2 separate regions of the Homo sapiens genome follow, and region 1 is linked to region 2. Evidence: read pairs that join two places in POLR2A ChIA-PET (ENCODE). Cell type or tissue: Panc1. All regions are shown on one strand. Links, peaks and the distances in the headings refer to the core of each region. The heading gives the core; the rest is flanking DNA.

The links. ChIA-PET counts read pairs that join two places held together with the same protein. Peaks named below come from ENCODE experiments on the same cell type or tissue, not always from the same donor. Only the 100,000 strongest peaks of a DNase experiment are listed, where the experiment ranks them.
Region 1: POLR2A ChIA-PET joins it to region 2 with 10 read pairs; 2 of 35 experiments call an interaction of 5 or more read pairs at or near these places.

Annotation. Positions count from the first base shown.
Region 1 is chr11:118,909,631-118,916,611 of GRCh38, reverse strand. It overlaps BCL9L (BCL9 like), which reads left to right. Exons shown (of 10, transcript NM_001378213.1): 3 at 6,597-6,698. The coding sequence starts at 6,673. MIR4492 (microRNA 4492) reads right to left here and starts at 5,904; the gene lies at 5,825-5,904. RefSeq lists enhancers at 1,397-1,938, 1,939-2,478, 2,773-2,882, 3,561-4,102, 4,103-4,644 and 3 more. In Panc1, for the core only: no CTCF peak of the experiment used is centred there; DNase peaks (open chromatin) are centred at 4,181 and 4,531; H3K4me3 peaks cover 3,099 bases; H3K27ac peaks cover 4,883 bases.
Region 2 is chr11:118,459,077-118,464,076 of GRCh38, reverse strand. The region is part of intron 1 of KMT2A (lysine methyltransferase 2A); the gene reads right to left. Among named protein-coding and RNA genes, the nearest start is that of KMT2A, 25 kb to the right of the region's middle. In Panc1, for the core only: no CTCF peak of the experiment used is centred there; no DNase peak of the experiment used is centred there.

The sequences.
Region 1 (6,981 bases), core at 1,786-6,785, 450 kb before region 2:
CTACAGCGTCCAAGGGACACCTCCAGAGTCCTTCCCTGAGCTGCAAGGGGGAGTGTGGACAGTGCTAGGAAAAGTTCTGCCTTAACCCTGTGTGCTGGCAAGGGAGAATGCTGAGTGGGGCCAGGTGGCCAGGGCTCCTATAGGCCCTGGGGTGAGAGTGGGATGGTGGAGGGGCTGAGGCTTGGGAACTTCTGGATGAGGAGCCCAGGAGTGGGCGGCAGGGATGGGGTGCCCACAATGAGGTGGGGAAGCTATGCAGACAAGGTGGGTAAAATCTTCTGGGGACTAAGATGTGGTAGAAGTGCCTAGGATCCCAGGGCCCCTGGGTCTGAGGCCTGGACTTAGCTAGCAGGTGCTCTCTCTGGCTTGGTACCAAGAGGGGTGGGCTGGAGCCCCTGGCTCTGCTTATCATGTTCCTCTGGATCTAGAGAGGACACCTCCCATCCATGGGCCTGGGGGATGAGGGCTCAGGGTCTGCCTGGGCCATGCCTTGCTACTGGACTGGCCATGCCTCCTGTGCCCAGCCCCTGGGGCCTGTTCCTTGGGCAGGCTGGGGCTATTTTTGGGATCGGGCTGGGGCTCTGGGGCCGGTTTCAGATGTTCCAATGTGAACACGAGAAAATGGGAACAGATGGCTGGAGGGTTCCGATCAGTGGGTCCTGCTGGGCGCAGGTTATTTTTAGGGCCTTGTTAACCCTTTGGGGGCTTCTGGGGCCACCCTGAGAGATACAGCCCTGTCTAGTTGAGAAGAGAACAGGTTTTCTCCCTGGGCCCCCTACTTTCCAGAACTGCTTGTCAGTTGTTCTTTCTCTCCCAGACCCTTCCTTTGAGATCCATGGCAAGAGAGTAGGCTTAAGCTTTCTCCCAGCCCAAGTACTACAGGGTGACTGCCAAGGGGCAGGCAGGGAGAAGGGGACCTGGCAGAGGGGAGGCTGGCTCTCTTGAAGGGAAATCCCCCTTCACTTGCCTCCTGGACTTTTGAGACATGGTCCTGAGGCTAAGAGAGTGGACAGCCACCCAGCCCCTCTCTGGGTTCATGCTCTGGATTTGAGTGTGTCGGTGAGCCCAGGATGCCCAGGAGTGTGCCAGCGGAGGGAGCTGACCTCTGAGAGGAGGGCAGGGGAGGAGCCAAGTCTTTTTACTTGGTACCACTAATATGATGCCCACAGGCCCTGTTCTCTTGGACACTCACAGGGAAAATATCTGGACAGTGCCTGCCTTTACCAAATGCCCACATATTTGGGTGCCATGGCAGGAGGTAGAGATAAGGAAATTGAGGCCAGAAGTGGTTTGTCAAGGGCTGGTGTGTCTTAGGCATTCTGTTAGTTTCACTACTGTTACCTCACTCTATAAAATTATTCTCCTTTTGCAGATGAGGAAGCTGAGGCTCAGAGGGATAAAGGGAAGGACAAGGCCCCATAGATGAGAAGGGGCAGGGTGTGATTGACACTGTCTGACTACAAACTTGGTTTTTTTTTTTGAGACAGTCTCGCTCTGTTGCCCAGGCTGGAGTGCAGTGGTGCGTCTCAGCTCACTGCAACCTCCGCCTCCTGGGTTCAAGCAATTCTCTGCCTCAGCCTCCTGAGTAGCTAGGATTACAGGCGCCCACCACCATGTCTGGATAATTTTTGTGTTTGTAGTAGAGACAGGGTTTCACCATCATGGCCAGGCTGGTCTTGAACTCCTGACCTCGTGATCCACCTGCCTTGACCTCCTAAAGTGCTGGGATTACAGGCGTGTGCCACCGCGCCCGGCCCTCAAACTCAGTTCTTATTCCACTGCATCATACTGCCTGCCAGGGCCCCAACCTCAGAGGGCGAGGCCACCAGGCACCAGACCTCCTCTGGGAGCAGCTTTACTGAATGGGTGTGGGAGAGGAGGCCTGGGGACAGGGGACCCTGCCTGTCACTGCTCTCACAATCCCCTAAGCCTTTCTTGCCTGAGGGTGCCAGGACTGACACCAGAAACCCCGTGTGGCCTTCTGTCTCCCTGCAGAGGTCACAGGCATACATCCTGTCTCATCACCCCCACCCCTCCCGGCCTGGCCCACGTGCCCCTGCATCCTGGAGGGTCATGACAGTCTGGATGTCAATGTGGGCAGAGCTCGTGGGGCCCCCAGGTGCTGCTGCTGCCAAGAGTGTGAGCCATCAGGGGAGGTGAGGGGCCAGGAGGATGCCTCTGCCTCTGGCTGTACCTGGGGAGAGAGCAGAGCAGGCAGGCAGGCGGGCGGGCGCTGGGTGAGGTCCCACCGTGGTGCGCTTGGCTGTGCCAGCAGTCTGCTGCACTCCATCCTCCCACAATGGCCCCATTGTTCCCAGCAGCCAGGCAGTTTGGAGGAGGTTCCTCGGCCACCCCTACCCCCCTAAATAGGGGACAGATTAACCCCTTGGAGGACTGAGGCCAGGTGAGGGCCCACAGGGAGCTGCCTTGCCCATCTCTGCCTGTTCTGGGAACCCAGGCTTGGGAAGTTACCTTCTACCCATGTGAACCCAGCACCACACCACCTCCTGAGATGGGAGTCTCCATAGGGTAGAGAGTGGCACCTGGATCATCTCCTACCCCCACCCTGGTGCAGGTGCCAGGGGACAGGAAGTACCAGTGGGGCGGCGGGCAGAGACCAGATATATTTGGGCCGGTGGGGCTAATTCCAGCCACCACTGCCTGCCCTACTGGCTCCTGAGCTCCTTTCCTTCCTGTGAAACCAGAGCTAGGTTGGGCCTAGCTCAGGATTTCGGTGGATTTAAAGAGGCAGCACCATCCCTGCCAGCCTGGCTCCCTCTACCCTCCCCAGGTAGGGTCTGGGGCAGAGAGAGGACTGGAGAGCTTCTTGCTCCTCCCTTGCCCTGGGCTAACCCCTGGCCCTTGCCTCTGTTGGGGTACCAAGCTTTTGGCACTCCTCTCTCCCAGAGCCTTGGGCGGGTGGGGTGGGCGGGGGTGGGCTGTGGTTTCCTGTGTTGGTTGTTTGTGCCTGGCCCAGAGTGCCCGCCGCCTGCCTGGGCTTCCTGCCCTGTCTTGTTTCCTTGTGCCCCCCACCCCCTCTCTACCCCTCCCCCTGTGGGAGGGAGCAGCTGGGGATTGGGTAGCTGTCTTTGGGGGCACCCCACTGCCAGGCCATGATTGCTTCCCAAGGCCCGGCCACACTGACAATGACTGTAGGAGCCAAGAGAAGTGAGGTGACCTCAGGCCTGTCCAAGCAATGCCACTTGTCTGTGCAGGCTCCAGAAGGGACAGTGGGCCAGAATGGGCAAAACCGCCGATCACCCCCCAGTACCCTGTTCAACAATCCCAGACTAGAAAGGTCTGGGACCAGGAGTTTCCCTGGTCCTGTGGAGCTGGGGTTGTCTGACATTACCCTAGGGCTGCAGGTGGGGTGGGGCTGGAAACTCCCAGGGAAAACCTCCCAAGCAAAAATGGCTGATTTGCATGGTCTCCTTTGGCACAGAGTCGGGGGAAGTGTGGAGAGCTACTAGGAACCAGGGCCATGGGAAGGCCCCCTAAGCCTGGAAGTCCCCACATCGAGGGTCCCAGAGCAGCACCTTGGTCCTTGAGCAGATTTCCTGCTGGGCTACGAATCCTTGACCTCCCTGCCCGCTGAGTCACCACCTCAGGAAGAGGAAGTGACCTGAGTGGTGGAGAGAGCTTCTGAGGACTGAGGGGTCCTGACACCCAGGAGAAAGGGGATTTGGGACCCTGTCGTCTCGGGCGCTGTATCTCCCTGAGCCAGAGGCCAAGGATCTCGTTCGCCCTGTTGTCCCCAGCAGGGTCCTGGGCTTTCACGTCATCACAGGGGGCCCTGGCAGCTCAGGAGCATGAACCCTCCAAAACATTTCCTCACTGCCTCTTTGGGGTGGTTTTGAGCTAGGCAGTGACACTGCTGGGCCAGCTGGTGAGCCAAGCAGAGGCTCCCAACGTGGGGGCAGCTAGGAGCAGGCAGGTTGCCACTGGATGTGTGAACGCCTGCCCTACCTGTGGTAGTTGTGTGTGGAGCAGAGCCGGTGTGTCATACCTGGAGGCTCTGGGCATCTGAGCCTTCCTCAGCTCCCTCCCCCAGCTAGGATCAAGTCCACTTTAACCCTTAGCAACCCTTAGGCTGCTAGCTCCTACCCTCGCGTCACTCGGGGTGGGGGAGCGGATGGATATCTCAGGCCCTTTGTCAAGCCGCCTCTTCCGCTCCTCCGATTCATTCTCCTGGTATGCGCCTGGCCTTCCACTCAGGTGACTCGCACCTGCTCCCTGTTTGTGAGCTTGCTACCCCTCCCCACCTAACCCCCTAAGAGGGAGGCACGGTGACGTGTTCCCAGAGCCCCATCCCTTTGCTTTCTCGTACCTCAAGGGCCCCTGGCCTGGTACTAGCAAGCCCCCTTCACTGGGTGCTTTAAAATTGCATTGGGCTGGGATCAGCCCTCTTGGCTTCCCATCACCAGGCCTTCCAGGTGTCTTCGGAGACTGTGAGTGTGTGGAGGAGGAGGGGTCTTCGGGAGCTGGGGCAGACTCTTGAGGGGCAAAGGGGGGAGGTGTGAGATGGGAAAGTCCTGACTCATCCACGCTTGACTCAGCTCGCCCTGCGGCGGGGTGGGAGAGAGGGGGTGGAGTCCCGGAGGGGAGGGTGACTGGAAGAGTCTTCTGGGGAGGAGCCTAGGCCTGAACGGCCACTGGAGAGGACTGATTTTCTAATAGCCCCTTCCCAAATTCTTACAGGTTCTCAATTTTTGAGGCTGTGAACATAGGTAGTGAGTGGCCCTTGCCCTGCCCCTCCCCCCTTATGGGGGACCTGGGCACTGTGGCTGGAATGTGGGAAGCCCAACTATCTGATGCAGGCTCAGAGGAGCAGTCATGGCTGGCGTGGGGAGGTGGGGTCACTGCAGTGTCTGGAATGAGGGTCCGTCCCCACACTGCCACATACTGGATATGTGACTCAAGGTCACGCCACTTCCTTTTCCCAGACCTCAGTTTCCTCGTTGAAATGGGGTCGATCCTTTTGAGAATCAGCGAGCTGGTGAAGGGAGAGCCTGAGATGCATGCCAGCCAGGAGCCTGCTCAGAGCCCTGGTATCTCAGTGACTCCAGCCTCTGCCTCTGCTCTTCCCTGGTTGTGATGGAGAAGCTGGGGGTGGCGGGCTGCTTCCCAGGCAGGTCCTGGACTTTGGAACCTTCCCCCAGGAGCCTTCCTCCCCAGAGACACGGCTGGAGTGGCGAAGGCCAATGTGCCCTAGGGTTAAGTTGGGGTTAGACTCCCGCAGGGTGGCAGGTGGGGCCCCCTCACCCCCAGGTCCCCGCCCAGCCTCCAGCAGCCCCGCAGGGAGCATCAGGAGTGTGCACCGGTGTCTGGCCGGGCCTGTCACCGGGACGAAGCTCCTGGGCCCAAGACTCCTCCCCTTTGACCGGGATCGGCTGCTGGAGGGCTGCTGGAGGGCGGGTAGGGGAGGCGAGGGGGGAGCCAGGGCTGGGGGCGGTTGGGTGAGGCCTCTGTGTTTGTGTAAGTCTGTTGCTGTATCTATGGCCCTGTGCGTGTTTCTTTGTGACTACCAGGCTCAACTTTCTTCGGCTCTCTTGTGGCCGGCCTCAGTCTTTTCATCTGTTCAATGGGTCCGGCGCTCCCACTCAGCCCTCGGGCAGCCCCGGTGTCTGCGCGTGCCCCAGGCTGTCTCCGCGCCTCCCGCTCCGGCGGCGCTTCCCTGGCCTCGGCGCGCCTCTAGCTTCCTGGGCTCCGTGCGTGTCTTGTCTCCCTGTCCACGTGTGAGCTGTGAGTGTGTGTGAGTCAGAGTTCGGGTGTCTGTGGGTCTCTGAGCCTCTGCTGGCAGCACCCGGGGCTCGCCAAGCTCTTGCCGGCTGGCGCGCGCCCAGCCCCTGGCGGGACTTGTCCGTGTGTCTGTCCGCGCGCGGGGCCTGGAGAAGCACGCTGCAGTCCTGTCCGCCTCCCGCTCGCTGCCTCGCTGGCTGTCGCTCGCTCGCTCTGCCTCTCCGCCCGGGCTCTGCCGAAGGGGGCGGGGTGGGGGTGCAGGGCGGGGGGAGGGGAGGCTCCTGCATTCTTGCGGTCGGGGAGGAATCCGAGCCAGCGTTACTGGTCTCCAGAAGAGCCCAGCTGCAGCCCCGGGGCCCCGCCAGGCCTCTCGCTGCCCGCCCGGGCCTGCTGGGATGGGCACGGGCTAGGCCTCGAGCTGGGGACGGGGCGGGGCGTGGCCCCAACCCCGGGCCCCCTCCACGGCTGGAGCGCTCTGGGGGTGGGGCACGAGGGGTACCCCACCCTGGGTGAGGGGCGCGTCTGGGAGCAGGAATCCCTCAGGGGGCCAGGGGAGACCTCACAGCCGCCCCACACGGCACCTTTGCTACCTAGCCTTTTAGTGAATTCTGTCTCTGCCGCCCGTCGGGGCGGAGGCTTGCTGGAGACTGCAAGCCCCCTGAGGGCAAGGTGCGGGAGGGATGGGGACAGGGCTGGCCTCCAGGATCGAGACCCCATCTCGTAATCCTCTTTTTCCAGTGCCACCCCACCCTATCCAGCTCCCTAGTCCCAGGGCTGTTGGGTCCTCCCTTCTCCCCTCCCCCTCTGACACCCCCTCCCCAAGTCACGAGTTTTCTCTTTGGGGCTTGTTGCTGCAGTCCGTGCTCCAGTACCGAGTACCTGGCTGGGCCCTGGGCACGCACAGGGGCCGTAGCCCCACTGTGTGTGGGAGCCATGAGGATCCTGGCTAACAAGACAAGGTGTGTGGGTGTCGTGGCGGGTGGGATGTGTGTGTGTGGAGTGCGGGAAGGGAAGGGCCCAGTGGTGATGGGGCCCAAGCTGTGCTGGCCAGGAGAGGAGCCGCCCTGGGCACCTGGCTCCCAGGCCACCAGTGGGCTAAAGGGGGGTTAGCATGGGAAGGCCTGGCCCGAGGCAGGAGGCGCAGCCAGCCTTAGTGCCTGGGCCTGGGTGGGGGGCAGAGGGGACTGGCAGCCAGCTATGCTTGCGGCTTCTGGTCCCTTCTAGTTCTTCCCTCCTTAAAAT
Region 2 (5,000 bases), core at 1-5,000:
TCCCTTCTTAAAATGAGCCATCCAATTATTTATTTGGGGCATTGTCCCCATAAACTTTATGTAAAGCATCAATGATTTCACCATTCTTTCACCCAGCTTCACCATAAATTTTATGTTTGTTTTTGCTTCAATTTTAGCAGAACTTATGTTGCTCTGATAGGGGCTCTTTTCAAACTGATGTCTTATCCTTCTTAGTGCCTCAAACTACATCCTGTTCAGATATGTTATGACAAGTTAGTGCAAGTTTATTTTGGTGCATACAAAATTTTGAAATTCTGCAGTTTTTTCATAATATGTATTTTTCCATGAGTTTTCTTTGAAGTCCCCTCACATAGTAGTTCTTATTGTTGTGTTTGAAGAAAATGAAGCTCTAAAAGGCCAAATGACTTGCCCAAGATCACACAGTTAGCTACAAAGAACCTAAGTGTCTAAACTGGCTGTAGAATAGTTTTCCTACCATAATAGATACAATATAAAACAATAAATATTTAAAGGAATTGAATAAGTTGTCTAAAGTACAAAAATTGCTATTCTTTTAGCTACTGTAAAAGTCACATGATGGCCATTTTCAGATCCTTCAAATTTCTGATTAATTCATTCTTTTCCTGAATTATACTCGTGGAACAACCTGCTAATCTATGCATTTCACAAAGACATCTGGGGATTTCCCAACACTTACTAGGGGACTACATTGCTAAATACACGCATTTTATGTTCCAAATGCTACAATGATTGACAGCTCAAGCAACTATACATATAATAATCAATAGGTAAAGTATTCAACAGGTAATAAAAAGTTATTAATCTTTAAAAGAAATGGGCTGGGTGCAGTGGCTCATGCCTGTAATCCCAGCACTTTGGGAGGACAAGGTAGGAGGATTGCTTGACCCCAGGAGTGCAAGACCAGCCTGGGCAACATAGCAAGACCCCATCTTTATTTAAAAAAAAAAAATAAAGATAAATGTAAGAGATACACACTGTTAGGTTCATTATTAACAACCTAATGAGTCATTTTTATATATTTCAAACTTTTACAAAATGTAACTATATAATCCTAACTGCAATGTATTCCAAAACAAGAGTTCCACTGAGCTGTCAGGCAGTTTAACTGCCAATATTTAAAGTTTCTAAGTACTTTCCAAAATGACAGGAAGCATTAATTCGTTTTCCTTCTGGTCTTGTACTTGGAATAAGGAAATAAAAAATAAGTAGTCAGGCCGGGTGCAGTGGCTCACGCCTGTAATCCCAGGACTTTAGGAGGCCGACGTGGGAGGATCACAAAGTCAGGAGATCGAGACCATCCTGGCTAACACGGTGAAACCCTGTCTCTACTAAAAAAAATACAAAAAAATTAGCCGGGCGTGATGGCGGGCGCCTGTAGTCCCAGCTACTCAGGAGGCTGAGGCAGGAGAATGGCGTGAACCCGGGAGGCGGAGCCTGCAGTGAGCCGAGATCGCACCACTGCACTCCAGCCTGGGCGACAGAGCGAGACTCTGTCTCAAAAAATAAATAAATAAATAAAAATAAGTAGTCAAAATGAACTATACTTTTACCCAAGAACTTTCTTTGCACTTGAAATATTGATTGATTTCTTGAAGCATGCTTTAAAAAATAAGTACCCATTGTTTAAATAATCCGGACAGCTTAGCCAAAAACAAAAGCTGTCATTGTTATGTTAAAGAGCTCCAGTCTTCTAACTTGGAACTTCCAAGCCTATGTAAGAGCCCTAAAAAACAAAACAAAACAAAACAAAACAAAACAAAAAAACTAAGTAAAGCCAAGTTGAGAAAGCACTGGGAAAGAAGGCTACAAGAGGGTGCTGCAGCCGGGCATGGTGGTTCACACCTGTAATCCCAGCACTTTGGAAGGTAGAGATGGGTGGGTCACCTGAGGCCAGGAGTTCGAGATCAGCCTGGCCAGCATGGTGAAACCCCGTCTCTACAAAATATACAAAAATTATCCAGTTATGGTGGCACGCGCCTGTAGTCCCAGCTACTCGGGAGGCTGAGGCACGAGAATTACTTGAACCTGGGAGGCAGAGGTTGCATTGAGCCAAAAGCTCACGCCACTGCACTCCAGCCTGGGTGATAAAGCAAAACTCCGTCTCAAAAATAAATAAATAAATAAAGAGGGTGCTGCAAAAAAGTCCTCCTTTCACTGCACTATCATGAGCAACAGGCTTCTCATCTTGCTCCATCACTCTCCTTAAGCACATGGGATCCCTGGAGGTTGGAAACAAGGTAAGAGTGTTGGCTTCCCAAGGATTTAAACTTATCTAGAAATCAAAAGACTACAGTAATATGTGTATAAAAAAGACAAAAGAAGCTACAATTAAATCCACATTTGGCATCGTGGCATCATAAGCCTGGACAGCCCTGAAGAGAGAGGGTACAGGAGACATCATGCTATACATGACTAGGGACTCCTGGGAACTGGGCTCAGGCAACCATTCATCACACACTTTTCCTTTCAACTTGGCCTACTCTGATGAGCACAGCATTCCAAGACAGTATAGCCACAAAACCTAAACCTTGCTGACACTGATGTCCTTGGAGACTAGATCACCAATATTTCATTTTCTTACCAGCAAAGATAGAAAAACACCCTTGCCAAGTAGAGCACTGCAAAATACTGTTAACTCATATTTAGCTTCCAGTGATTAAGACAGCAAATTAAGCTATGTAATGTCACTTCCTAAGTGAAATCTAGTTGTAAAAATAATAAACATGTAGAATTTCTTTCTGACCCCTGCATCTCCACTCTGGGGTAACCAGTTATTTGAGAGCTTCCAAGCATACCTTTACCACTAAATTCACGTTATTCATAAATATCTTAATATTCAGAAATTTTATTTTAGTGGCAAAACTTTAATTCTTTAGTGGCCAGTTATTTCTGTGAGTGACGAAGCAATAGGAATATTTCTCCCACAAAAGAACCTAAGTGAACCCTAAATAAGTATTAAACATAATGTTTGTGTATAAAATATAAGGTATATTAGAAAAATACATGAAATTCTGTGTTTCAAGGAATTATGTACTACTAAGACAACTTTTCAAACAAAGCAATATTTAATTCATTTGTTCACTCAAAAAACATTTATACACTTGCCCTAGGGCTATATGTTCCAGATACAACATTGAGTAAGACATGATTCCTGCTCCCAAGAAGTATCTAAGGCAGACAGGCAGTGTGCAATTTCAGCCTTCCTTTTAAAAATCAGTTGCATTAAAATGTCACTAAAGAATAGCTGGGTATGGTGGTGTGCGCCTGTAGTCCCAACTATTTGGGAGGCTGAAACAGAAGGATCACTGGAGACCAGGAGTTCAAGGCTGTGGTCCCCTATTATTGCACCTGTGAATCCACTGCACTCCAGCCTGAGCAACATAGCCAGATCCTGTCTCTAAAAAAACAATGTTACTGAAGGATAAAATACTATGTGTAATTCATATTCATATTCTGGAATAAAAAATTTTGCTTAACTCTTGAAGGCTGGGTGTGGTGTCTCCTGACTGTAAACCCAGCATTTTGTGAGGCCAAGGCAGGTGGATTGCTTGAGCTCAGGGAGTTTGAGACCAGGCTGGGCAACATGGTGAGACCCCCATCTCCACTAAAAATACAAAAAAATAGCTGGGTGTGCTGGTGCATGCCTGTGGTCCAGCTACTCGGGAGGCTGAGGTAGGAGGATCCCTGAGCCTGGGGGACGGAGGTTGCAGTGGGCTGAGATCGTGCCACTGCACTCCAGCCTGGGTGACAGAGCAAGTCCCTATCTCAGAAAAAAGAAAAAGTCTATTCTTCCTTCTATATTAGTATGTGGTTCATGGAGAAATATTCAAATTTCAAAATTCTTCCAAAGGATGGCAATGTATATCTCCATTCCTCAGTATTGTAACTAGGCACTCCAGAGCTAGAAATCAGAGTTTAGGCAATCAAGACCTAAATTATCTATAGTAACTAGATGTGACACAGTTTCTAGTAATACCACTGATCTGATAAAATTTCAACTGATAAACTGTAATGTTTTCTTCCCTATCCCCAACTAAAATGCATAGCTTTTAGTTCCTCCCTTAAATTCTTCCCAATTGGGCCTGAGGCAGTGGCTCAAGCCTGTAATCCCAGCACTTTGGGAGGCCAAGGCAGGCAGATCACTTGAGGTCAGGAGTTTGAGACCATCCTGACATGACCAGAGACATGGTGAAACCCTGTCTCTACCAAAAATACAAAAATTAGCCGGGCGTGGTAGTGCCCGCCTGTAATCCTAGCTACTCGGGAGGCTGAGGAAGGAGAATTGCTTGAACCCGGGGCGGGGGGTTGGGAGGGCCGGGTAGAGGTTGCAGTGAGCCAAGAGCTCATGCCACTGTACTCCAGCCTGGGCAACGGAGCAAGACTCCATTTCAAAAAAAAAAAAATTATTTTCAATATACCATAGTCAGAGCAAAAATCACCCGCCTAGAGTTCTTTACCTACCAGGCTAAGATGGAGGCTCCAGAGCTACTTTGAGAATTCCTCTATTGAATAAGCTCCAATACTCCTGGCCTCAGATGAATACAGCCTAGGATGACTTTGCTCACACCCTCACCTTCCTTTTCTAGCAAGAGACTCCTAGGTACTTCACAGCACTTAATTAAGTGGTAGGCATCTCAAACATGCCCTTTAGCAGCTATATCTTAGCATTCTTCTGTTTCCAAAATTTTTAGTCTTATGAAAAATCAGGGCCTGGCATGGTGGCTCACACCTGTAATCCCAGCACTTTGGGAGGCTGAGATGGATGGATCACTTGAGGCCAGAGTTCAAGATCAGCCTGGCCAACATGGTGAAACCCTGTCTCTACCAAAAATAAAAATTTGGTGGGCATAGTGGTACATGCCTTTAATCCCAGCTTCTTGGGTGGCTGATGCACAAGAATCACTTGAACCCAGGAGGCAGAGGTTGCAGTGAGCTGAGATTGTGCACTGCACTCCAGCCTGGGTAACAGAGCAAGACTCTGTCTCAAAGGGGGGAAA